2 separate regions of the Homo sapiens genome follow, and region 2 is linked to region 1. Evidence: chromatin contacts called from ENCODE Hi-C or POLR2A ChIA-PET data. All regions are on one chromosome and are shown on one strand. The core of a region is the stretch at or near the end of the contact, and the rest is flanking DNA. Distances in the headings are between cores, read along the strand shown.

The links. Hi-C counts contacts between places; a loop is a spot of excess contacts on that map. ChIA-PET counts read pairs that join two places held with the same protein, here RNA polymerase II (POLR2A). Pooled maps may share reads with other maps.
Region 2: a loop to region 1 is called in a map of CD14-positive monocyte, with 2.0 times the contacts of the local background. The contact joins two enhancer-like sites. A Hi-C loop is called at or near these places in 5 of 168 maps with a recorded cell type or tissue (CD14-positive monocyte, PC-3 and aorta), 7 of 37 single-sample maps with no recorded cell type and 12 of 50 pooled maps. POLR2A ChIA-PET finds 5 or more read pairs at or near these places in 9 of 52 experiments (A549, AG04449, AG04450 and 6 more).

The regions. Positions count from the first base shown.
Region 1 is chr21:38,274,986-38,279,881 of GRCh38, reverse strand. All of the region lies in intron 1 of KCNJ15 (potassium inwardly rectifying channel subfamily J member 15), which reads right to left. Among named protein-coding and RNA genes, the nearest start is that of KCNJ15, 20 kb to the right of the region's middle. RefSeq lists an enhancer at 1,321-2,520. Within about 2 kb of position 2,286, at least 5 of the 41 ENCODE cell types and tissues checked have a DNase peak (open chromatin) inside an H3K27ac peak, as active enhancers do; they include CD14-positive monocyte, where a contact is called at or near this core.
Region 2 is chr21:38,308,386-38,313,281 of GRCh38, reverse strand. No RefSeq gene overlaps it. Among named protein-coding and RNA genes, the nearest start is that of LINC01423, 35 kb to the left of the region's middle. Within about 2 kb of position 2,566, at least 3 of the 41 ENCODE cell types and tissues checked have a DNase peak (open chromatin) inside an H3K27ac peak, as active enhancers do; they include CD14-positive monocyte, where a contact is called at or near this core.

The DNA of each region.
Region 1 (4,896 bases), core at 1,037-3,536:
GCCTTCTGTCTGCTCTGTGTGCCATGTCCTATTTCATTCATTGGTAATAAAACCCATGGAGTTAAAGAGATCAAAATGCTTGTCTTGGGGTTGAGAGGAGAGACAATGAGTTTGTCTAAATAGAATGGCTTTCACTAAAAGCCAAGCTTTGGGGAGCAGAGTCAATGATATGGAGAAGAGCTTTAAAAAGGACAGAAGCGATACTTTGCTTCCACTTCCTTGAGGGCTGGGTGATTACTCTTCAACCAAGAGAGTAACCTCTCAGCTCACCACTCCACTTGGTCAGAGTTACTTACAACTCAGCTGGCAAATACATTTCATTCCTTATCTTCCTTGATATTTCCATAGCATTTCAGTCTGCTGCTACTCTCTTCTCTCAACTTGACCTCTACTTTTCTGATGCCTTCTCAGTTCCATCTGTAGGTTCTTCCTCTTCTGCCAATCTTGAAGTGGCATTTTCTCCAAGGCTCCATGCTCCAACTATTTTATTTTCACTAAAGACACACTCCTGCATCTACTCCCATGGTTTCAGATGTTACCTTTGTAGTTCATGAAGCCTAGACTTTTTGTGTTCCAGATTGCTCTTGCAAGACTGCCAGAACAACAGTCAACTGTGTGTGGTTCCTCCCTTTGATTGCCCACAAACACCCCAAATTAGACCCAGCCTAGCTTCATTATCCATTACCCAGGGCAACTCCCTTCCTCCCGTAGACCCTCAGGCACTGAAAAATACTCAGCACCCCGAGTCTACCCCAACATCCCTTGAAGCTGTCCATTTTCTCCCTTCCCACTGTCACTGCGTTGGTTTAGATCCACACATTTTCTTTCTTGGGTGACACTGCCTTGGTTTAGATCCACATACTTTATTTCTTGCATGACAGCACAGGCTCATAATTGAGGTCCCCATCTCAAGTTGTCCTCTCTCTATAGCATCCTTCATAGTCCCTCCTCAGTGGTGTCCCTAAAGCACTCTGCCGCCCAGCTTAGTGGCCCCATTGTCTACAAACCAAAGCCTCAGCTCCTGAAACTGACCCTTCAGAAACTGGCCCCACCTGCCTTAGTGCCAGCCACTCCTTAGGTTGTTACCTGGTCAGGTCATGCAGAATGACTTGCAGTTGCCCAGATGGATTAGTCCTCTATTGATTGACTTGATGCCATGCCATCTGCCCGAAAGCCCACCTCCTGTCTTGGCCAGCGTTCTCATGTCTATCCTTTGGGGTGTTACCCTTTCTAGGTAGGTGCTTTCTCCACCTGTTCCCATGGGTTTGGGGCTTTCTCTACATGATTGCCTATGCTTCTGTCTCCCAGAATATTTATCTCAGTGTACTAGAGATATCTGTTTTGCTTGTGTATATTTAATTATAATAATGATCCAACCAACAACTGCCACTAGTTGAGAATGAATATGTAACTAGTACTGTGTCGGCAGCTCATGTATGTATAACTCCACACTTCAGAGTAATGCTGGTAAAAATAAGTAAATGGAGGCTAGATAAGTTAAAGCATTTGCCTAGGGTCACACAACTAGCTAGTAGTGGCGACAATGTTTAAGATTGTAGTCTGACTCAAAAGCCAGCTCTTCATCCATCACACCCCACCACCTTCCACTGGAATGCAAGCTGCCATATCTCATCTTGTACATGCCAATGCCTAGGTTCTAGCAGGGCCTTAATGTCTGCTGAATGCATAAATGGAAGCAAAGGAAACTTGGAATCTTCCAGTTATAGAAAGCACCGCTGGGTCTCAAAAAGCAAGCTCCTACACATTGGTTGTGGTGATGAGCTGAGCAGAGGGAACGTCATTGTGTCTCAATACCCTACAGTACACATAGCTGTTTACTGATGCGTGATGCAGACGGAATCATGCCTGCAAAGTCAGTGTTCCCTAGAAGTTCTTTGAGGGCAGGGGTTGGGCCATGTCCACCTTTGTACCCTAAGTAGCACAGTTGCTGGCATGTGGTAGATGCTCCAGAAAAGTTTTAATGACTCATGACTATAAATGAGTCAATGACTTAATCCGTGGATTAATAATCTATAAAGAATGAATGAAGGTCAAAAACACAACCCAAAACATGTGAGTGCTCTCCATGCATTTATCATTACCTGCGTAGTTGTCTAAATTGCTTTTTGAGAGTGATTTATAGTGCACATTTTTCTATCTCTGTGGGAAATGAGCTTCCCCAGTGTTGAAATCTTCTGAGTTAAGAAGAACTTCCTTTTATCTGTTCTGACTCAGACCCTCTTGGAAGCTGCACTCGCTCTTGCAGATGACTTGGTAGATGACTCTTATGCCGTGAATCACCCGTATCCTCCAAGAGCACGTGGAAGTTCAGATACAGCTTTTCTCCCTGAGAGTGGTTTGCTTCTTAGTTATGATTAATTATTTCTGCAGTTACTTGTAGGATTAGGATTTCTACTGGAGGAGAGTAATTACTTTCACATGAACATCAGCTCCTCATTCATTTAATTTGACTCGCCCCTAAACGCACGTGCACAAAATTAGCCTGGAAATTACTGCGGGTCCTACTTGTTTATATTCATCTGGTGACCATTTTAGCAGCTTCATCAACAACATCTTTAAGAGGTCCAAGGATTTAACTTGAGAATCATGGCAAAGTCAAGTGCTCCCCTAATCCTCCTCAATTCTTCCCATCAGCCATCAAATGTTCACATTCGATCTCCAGGATATGTTTACAAAAATCAAAGATGCCGAGTCTTAATTTGGAAAGACCATTGTCAACTTCTTAGTCATGAAAAATAGGACCTAGTTTCTTTCCTTTTTTTTTTCTTTTTTGGTGCTACTATTGATGTATTGATTTTCCTGTGATAATTTTACACACACACACACACACACAATTTTTTAATCTAAACACTCTCAGACCATAGTAATTGTCAATTACCAGAAGGTGGGAGTCTCTTTTTACTAAAATTAAGTGGTCATTTTTAGATATTATATTGAAATATCTTAAAATCTTCCTAAAATATGTATGCAGTTGATAAATCTAGAATGCATACTGAAATGATTGCTTTTGTCTCCTAGGATGTAAATGCCTTGATCAAACTTCAAGTTTTAAAAAATATTTTTAAAGTATGAATTCAGATGTTTTCTTTGAGAAATAATATCCTACTTTTTGAATATATTCTAAAATATAATTTTTTAAACTTTTATTTTAGGTTCGGGGTACCAAAAAAAGGGTATGAAGGTTTGTCACATTGATAAACTTGTGTCATGGGGGTTAGTTGTAAAGGTTATTTCAACACCCAGGTATTAAGCCCAGTGCCCAATAGTTCTCTTTTCTGCTTCTCCTTCCTCTCACCCTCCACCCTCAAGTAGACCCCAATGTCTGTTGCTCCCTTCTTTTTGTTAATGAGTACAGGACCCAGTTTCTAACATGCTATTCCTATTACCATTTTAAATAAAACATAGAATGGGTGATTGAGAGAAACTGTAAAACACACATAATTTAGTACTGAAATTATGACATAGTTCTGTGAACTCCATGGGGACACGCCCAGCCCTACCCCAAGAATGGAACTATGGTACCATTTCCTAAGAGCTGCCATTATTCCCCAGTGACTCCTAATTACCAAAACATCATTCATTTGCTCATTTATTCAGCAAACATTTTATACTACTGTGGTCTTTGAAATACGTAAAGGTGAGAGATGCATGATCTTAGCCCTCGAAAGTATACCATTTGATATAAGAGATGACATATACATAAATTGTTATCATGCCAAGCAGAATAGGCTCCTTCATGCCTTAACAGTATCCCATGGACACTTCTATCATAAAAGTTGATACTCACTAGTTCATGTGTAACCAGTGAGCTGGCAAGACTGTAAGCTGCTTAAAGACAAGGACCTTGTCTTATTTCTCTCCATTTTGTCCATATCTAACACAAGGTCTGCCTAGATCACATGAATGAATATGATATATTAAAAGGTATTAAGGATTTCCAGGAGGAGGACTGATTCCTTCTAACTGGAAAAATCAAAGAAGTTATCATGTGTTTTCTGTAGGAAAAAAAAATAGGAGAAAGAAGATTACAGACAAGGGGAATTGCCCAGGCAAAACTATGGGGTGGCAAAGTATGTTTCAAGTACTCCCAATTGATTGGGCCATAGGGTTTATCAATTATCAGCGACTTTCAACCATGGCTGCCTATGAGATTCACCTAGGGGGATTTTAAAATGAACTAATGCCTTGGCTCTGACACAGGACAATAAAATCAGAATATTTTGGTGGGGCACAGGGATGTGAGTAAGAGCCTGAGCTCTGCTCTTTTAAAAAGGGAGCCTCTGATCTTTTCAAAAAAAAGTTTCCCATTTGCTTTTTGCTTTTTTTTTTTTTTTTTTTTTTGACGGAGTTTCGGTCTGTCGCCCAGGCTGGAGTGCAGTGGAGTGATCTTGGCTCACTGCAACCTCTGCCTCCCCGGTTCAAGCAATTCTCATGCCTCAGCCTCCCAAGTAGCTGGGATTACTTTCTTCAGATACACTGGGGTATCTGAAGTTAGTATGAGGCCATATTGGGAACTACACTGGCAATGAATTTTAAAAGGTGATGCGGGTTAAACTGAAAAGTTTGATCTTTCTGCAGGAAAAAAGAAGCCAGGCTCATCTAGCAAGACAGATGGAGAGGGAGGAGAGCAGCTAGAAGGAGATCATTTAGGAGGCTGTTGAATTTGTCTAAGTAATACATGAATTCAAGAGAATCACCACGTTGGTTTGCCACCAGGTAAAATTCACACACCTGTCATATGTGAAGTAGAAAGGTTGAACAGGAGTGGAAAGGACTCTGGAGTTTGCTGCCTGGATGGAAAGGAAGATTTGGATGAAAAGCAGAGTGTATTGAGGTGACATGGTGGTGTTGGCTCCAAGCATGTCCATATCTAGG
Region 2 (4,896 bases), core at 1,317-3,816, 33 kb before region 1:
CATAAGAGCATTATTCTCAAAACAATGGGGTGCGACTTGACTCAGCAAAGCAAAGCAAGTGTGGGGACCTCAGCTGGTGGTCCAGTGATGGATGCAGAATCACCTTGAGGCAACATACCTGAGTTGCTGGCTTGCCAAGCAAGGGTTTTCCCTAACCTTTATAGTAGGAGACACAAAATGACGACAATGGCAGAGCCAGAATTATGAAAGGCATCTAGAAATCAATTATTTTCAAGTATCTCAGTGCTATTGAGAAATCAGCAAGCTTTGTGAGAGCAGTTGAGAGAGGAAGCCCAGTATATGATTAACTTGGAGAGGGCACAATTAGTCTCTGGCTGTTTGAAAACCAGGTTTGAAAAGTCCTCTCCTGTTTACAAAATAGTGGAGGCAATTTCCAAGGAAGAATGTTCTTTGCTCTCTGCACTAAGAACCAGAAACTGTCTCCAAAGGAATGTCCACTGGCATAACTTCCCATGTGGCTATGGTCAAACTATAATAGAATGTCTGCTAGAAGTCAGCTTTTTCTGTCCATTCTGCAGAAATAGGAAATTCAGGACAGTTACAGTAACCCAGAGAAAGCTTCTGTCTCTTCCAAAGCAAAGAATCTTATTCTGGTTTATTTATATGAGTATGATTCTGATTAGAAGGAAGGTTGAAGGTAGATCAATTGGTGATGAAATGGATGGGAAAGAATAGTGTTATGGGTTGAATTGTATCCTCCCAAAAAGATATGTTGAAACCCTAACCCCCTAGTACCTCAGAATGTGACCTTATTTGGAAATAGGATCTTTAGAAAGGTAGTCAAATTAAAATGAGGTCATTAGGGTGGTCCCTAATCCAACATGACTGGAGTCCTTATAAAAAGGGGGCAATTTGGACACAGAGACAGGCACAAAGGGAAGCTGATGTGAGAACACCATGTGCACATGAAGACAGAGATTAGAATTATAGAATTATGCTCCTACAAACCAAGGAGCTCCTGAGCCTACTAGAAGCTGGGAGAGACCAGCGAAAATACCTCAGAGGGAGCATGGTCCTCCTTCAGACTTTTGACCTCCAGAAATGTGATACAATGAATTGTTCTAAACCACCGTTTGCAGTTATTATGGCAGCCCTCGAAAAATACAAATAACATAGCTCTTTTAGGAATCTGCTTTTATTTCCTAGTACAATGTCCATCGCTAAATAAATATTAATGTGGAGACCACAACACTCCACGGACCTGTCTCAGAGATCAGGTGGTTGTTAAAGTGACTGGGTAAATAATAAATGATGCGAGAAACCGCTTCATCTGATGATGAAATATGCACTTCAGGCTGTGATGATGTGCTTGCCTTCTGGCTGCCAATTCTTGCCCTGGGAAGCACTGAAATAGAAATTGTGGTTTCCGGCTCTGATTCCTACTGAGGAGAGATGAAGATGTTACGAGCCATTGACTCCTTAACAAGTGTACCTTGTCCAGGTCCAGCTTGCCACAAATCCTTCTTTCCAATGAGGAAGCCCCAGTATTTTACCCAGTTCCTTTCCTGTGTTGGCCAGCCTCTTTGCACTTGAGTTCCAGCCTTCATTTTTCTGTCCCTGCAGTAGGATTTTTGTCTTGCTTCCCTTCTTCCTGACTCCTATTAAGGACAGAGTCCTGCCCTTGATTTGAAGGCCCTGGGTCTGGGTCTCTGCTCCTGAAGCTCTACTTCCTTGATCTCCGTCATGTGTTGTGGGTTCATACTCCACTCCTCTCCTATTTGCCCCTCTTTATTTATCTGCTTGTGAAATGGAGAGATTTGTAGGCAGGTCTTCCCTAGTGCCAAGAGCAATCTGTCAGAACATCTTTCTAGAGTCAGCTTCTAAGACCCCTTGTTCTCTTGCCCTGTGTTTCTAGCTTTTCTTGGTGTCTGGGTCTTGAGCCTTCCTTCCCCGGGCCTGGTCACTGTAATTGCAGTGACTGCTTGTGCTGGGACCACTCACCTGCTCCCTTTAGGCCCTGTAAGCTCAGTATCGGATTCCAGCCAGCTGCACTGATTCTGCAGTGTTTGCTTGTCTCTACAAAGCTCTCTTTGCCGCTTGACTCAATCAGCCAAGACCTTAAAATAATTACCTACCCTAAAGCCTCTCTGAGAAGCCCAGTATAAATCCTTACAAATCAGGTTTTTAGAACTCAGCAAAACATTCAGTTGAAAGCTCACTGCTCTATTCACAATGGGAGGCACACTGGCACAATCCCTTATTATTTGCATTGCATGAATTCAACGCCCGCAAGTCGTCTGTGGTGACACCGCAATTCAACCATGGCTTTGTTTTCACTTGATGGAAACACTTGAGCACAAAGCAAATGCTGCTTTGGCTCCAAGAGCATCAACCACCAAATCACCTATGCTTTTTTGGATGCACCCTGTAATGGCCCACCTGGGAGGCAGGACAAAACATGGAGAGGAAGCCAGGCTTTTATGTTGGCCACTCCTGGCTTTACGCCTTGGTAGATGGGTAACTGGACAAATTACTCAACTTTTCTGAGCCTCATATGATGCAATCATAATGAATGTGAGGACTTGAGAACTGAATGCTTGTTCATCTTGACTTTTCTGTAGGATTTCTTAATCTTAGTCACCCCATGTCTAGTCTTTGGTCAACCGTTTGTCTCTGCTTAGATGAACAGCAGGGATGTGGATTCTGTTTCTGTCTTGATGAATGGCATTCTTACTCCTCTGCCTTTTCCTTTTCAATTGATCACTTCATATCTTCTCTACCTTCGGGATATTTATCTCATGTTGCCAGCCTCTAAATAACAGACCTTTTGAAGCATGTTAGGCCTTTAGGCAATTTATCCAGACTCCCAGTCTCATGCTTTCACCTGGGTTATCTATTCTGCTATCACTTTTGCCCTAATTTTGATCCATCTCACATGGAAATCTGCTCCACCATGAGATTTCCATGTTGTAAATTTTGGAGATAAAACACTAGGCCAGAAGGAAAAAATCCAGACTGAGCATAGTGGCTCACACCTGTAATCCCAACACTTTGGGAGGCCAAGGTGTGAAGATCGCTTGAGCTCAGGAGTTCGCCATCAGCCTGAGCAATAAGCTGAGACCTCATCTCTACAAAAAAATTAAAAAATTATCCGGGTATCGTGGCGCACACCTGCAGTCCCAGTTACTCAGGAGGATGAAGCGGGAGGATTGCTTGAGCCTGGGAAGTTGTTACAGTGACCCGTGATCACGCCACTGCACTCCAGCCCAGGTGACAGAGTGAGATCCTGTCTCAACAAAAAAAAAAAGAAAAGAAAAGAAGGAAAAGACCCAGATTGCCACCAATGGCTCACTGGGCCACTCTGGAAGTGATGTCAGTGGGCTACAGGGTCTTCTGCAAAGTGTAGATAACTGCATATGTCCTTCCTCTACCCTTTCATGGGGTATAACATGGACTATTGAATATTTGAAGTTGTTTTTAGCATTCAGAGCCCTACAAATATGAATATTTCTTGCTCTCTGGATATCTAAGATGTGACCAGATGTCATGAGACTTGTGTGTTTGGGGGGTGTGGGGCTTGTATGAGCAGAAGAGGCACGCGGGCAATAGAACATGCCACAACATATTTGAACATGTAGCAGGTCAGCCAGACTTACTGTGGGGGTAGGGGTAAGGAGAAGCACACTGTTCTGGGCTGCTGTGAGGCTGTGAGTCTGTTGGTCATAGTGGACTTATTCATTGCAGATCTTTAAATCACATGCTGAGTGGGCACGTTAAACAGAGTTTACAGAGAGGTACACTGTCAAGAGAAAGTACAACTGCTAATAGAGTGGGTTTTAAATGCTCTCACTACAAAAAAGAAAATACGTGAGGAGATGGATATATCATTAGCTTGATATAATTATTCTAAAATGTGTATTAAAATATCACATTGTAATCCCTAACTATATATAGTTATTATTTGTTAATTAAAAATATGTGTGGGCTGGGCATGGTGGCTCACACCTGTAATCCCAGCACTTTGGGAGGCTGAGGTGGGCATATCACCTGAGGTCAGGTGTTCGAGACCAGCCTCACCAACATGGCGAAACCCCGTCTCTACTAAAAATACAAAAATTAACTGGGTGTGGTGGTGGGAGCCTCTGATACCAGCTACTTAGGAGGCTGTGGCTGGAGAATTGCTTGAACCCAAGAGGCGGAGGTTGCGGTGAGCTGGGATTGCGCCACTGCACTCCAGCCTGGGCAACAAGAGGGATACTTCGTCTCAAAAAATAAAAAAATAAAATAAAAACGTGAACAAAATCTTAAAAAGAGTAAGAGTTTCTGGCAGACTCAATAGAGGCAAACTAAGAAAGATGCAGAAAGCAGCCCTTAGGACGGGTGAAAACACATTTAGATCACTCAAATACCTTATCAGCTAAGATTATTATGCAAGTGTTAAATTCCAGTAAAGGAATAGACTAATTTAGAACATAATCACTTGAACAATGTAAGAGTTTCTGGGAAGAATATGGACTTTTGCATGAAAAATTAAACCATAAAAGTTGTTTGTCTAACATTTATGAAGACAGGATTTCTGAGAAGGGAAATTATGCCTGCCGGGATGTTGCGTATCCAGCCCAGAACCAAAGCTTCCCATGTTGCTATGACAAATTCCCTTATTCTCTGCTCCAAGGACATGGTGTGGTGAAAGCAATGCTGCCTTATGGCTTGGATGTGGTTAGCTCAGTTCTCAGCCAAGGTCATCCTGGAAGGACAATTGACGTTTGAGATAACGGGGTAGAAAATAACATGTGTCTGAAAACTTCCATGCAAATTAAAATTAATAAAATGTGTCCCACCGGCTAGCTTCATGACTGTGTTTCAGATGACTGTGCACTTTCTAGAAAACATTTTGCCTTTTTGTTCAAACAGTATCCTCAAAGATGACTTCCT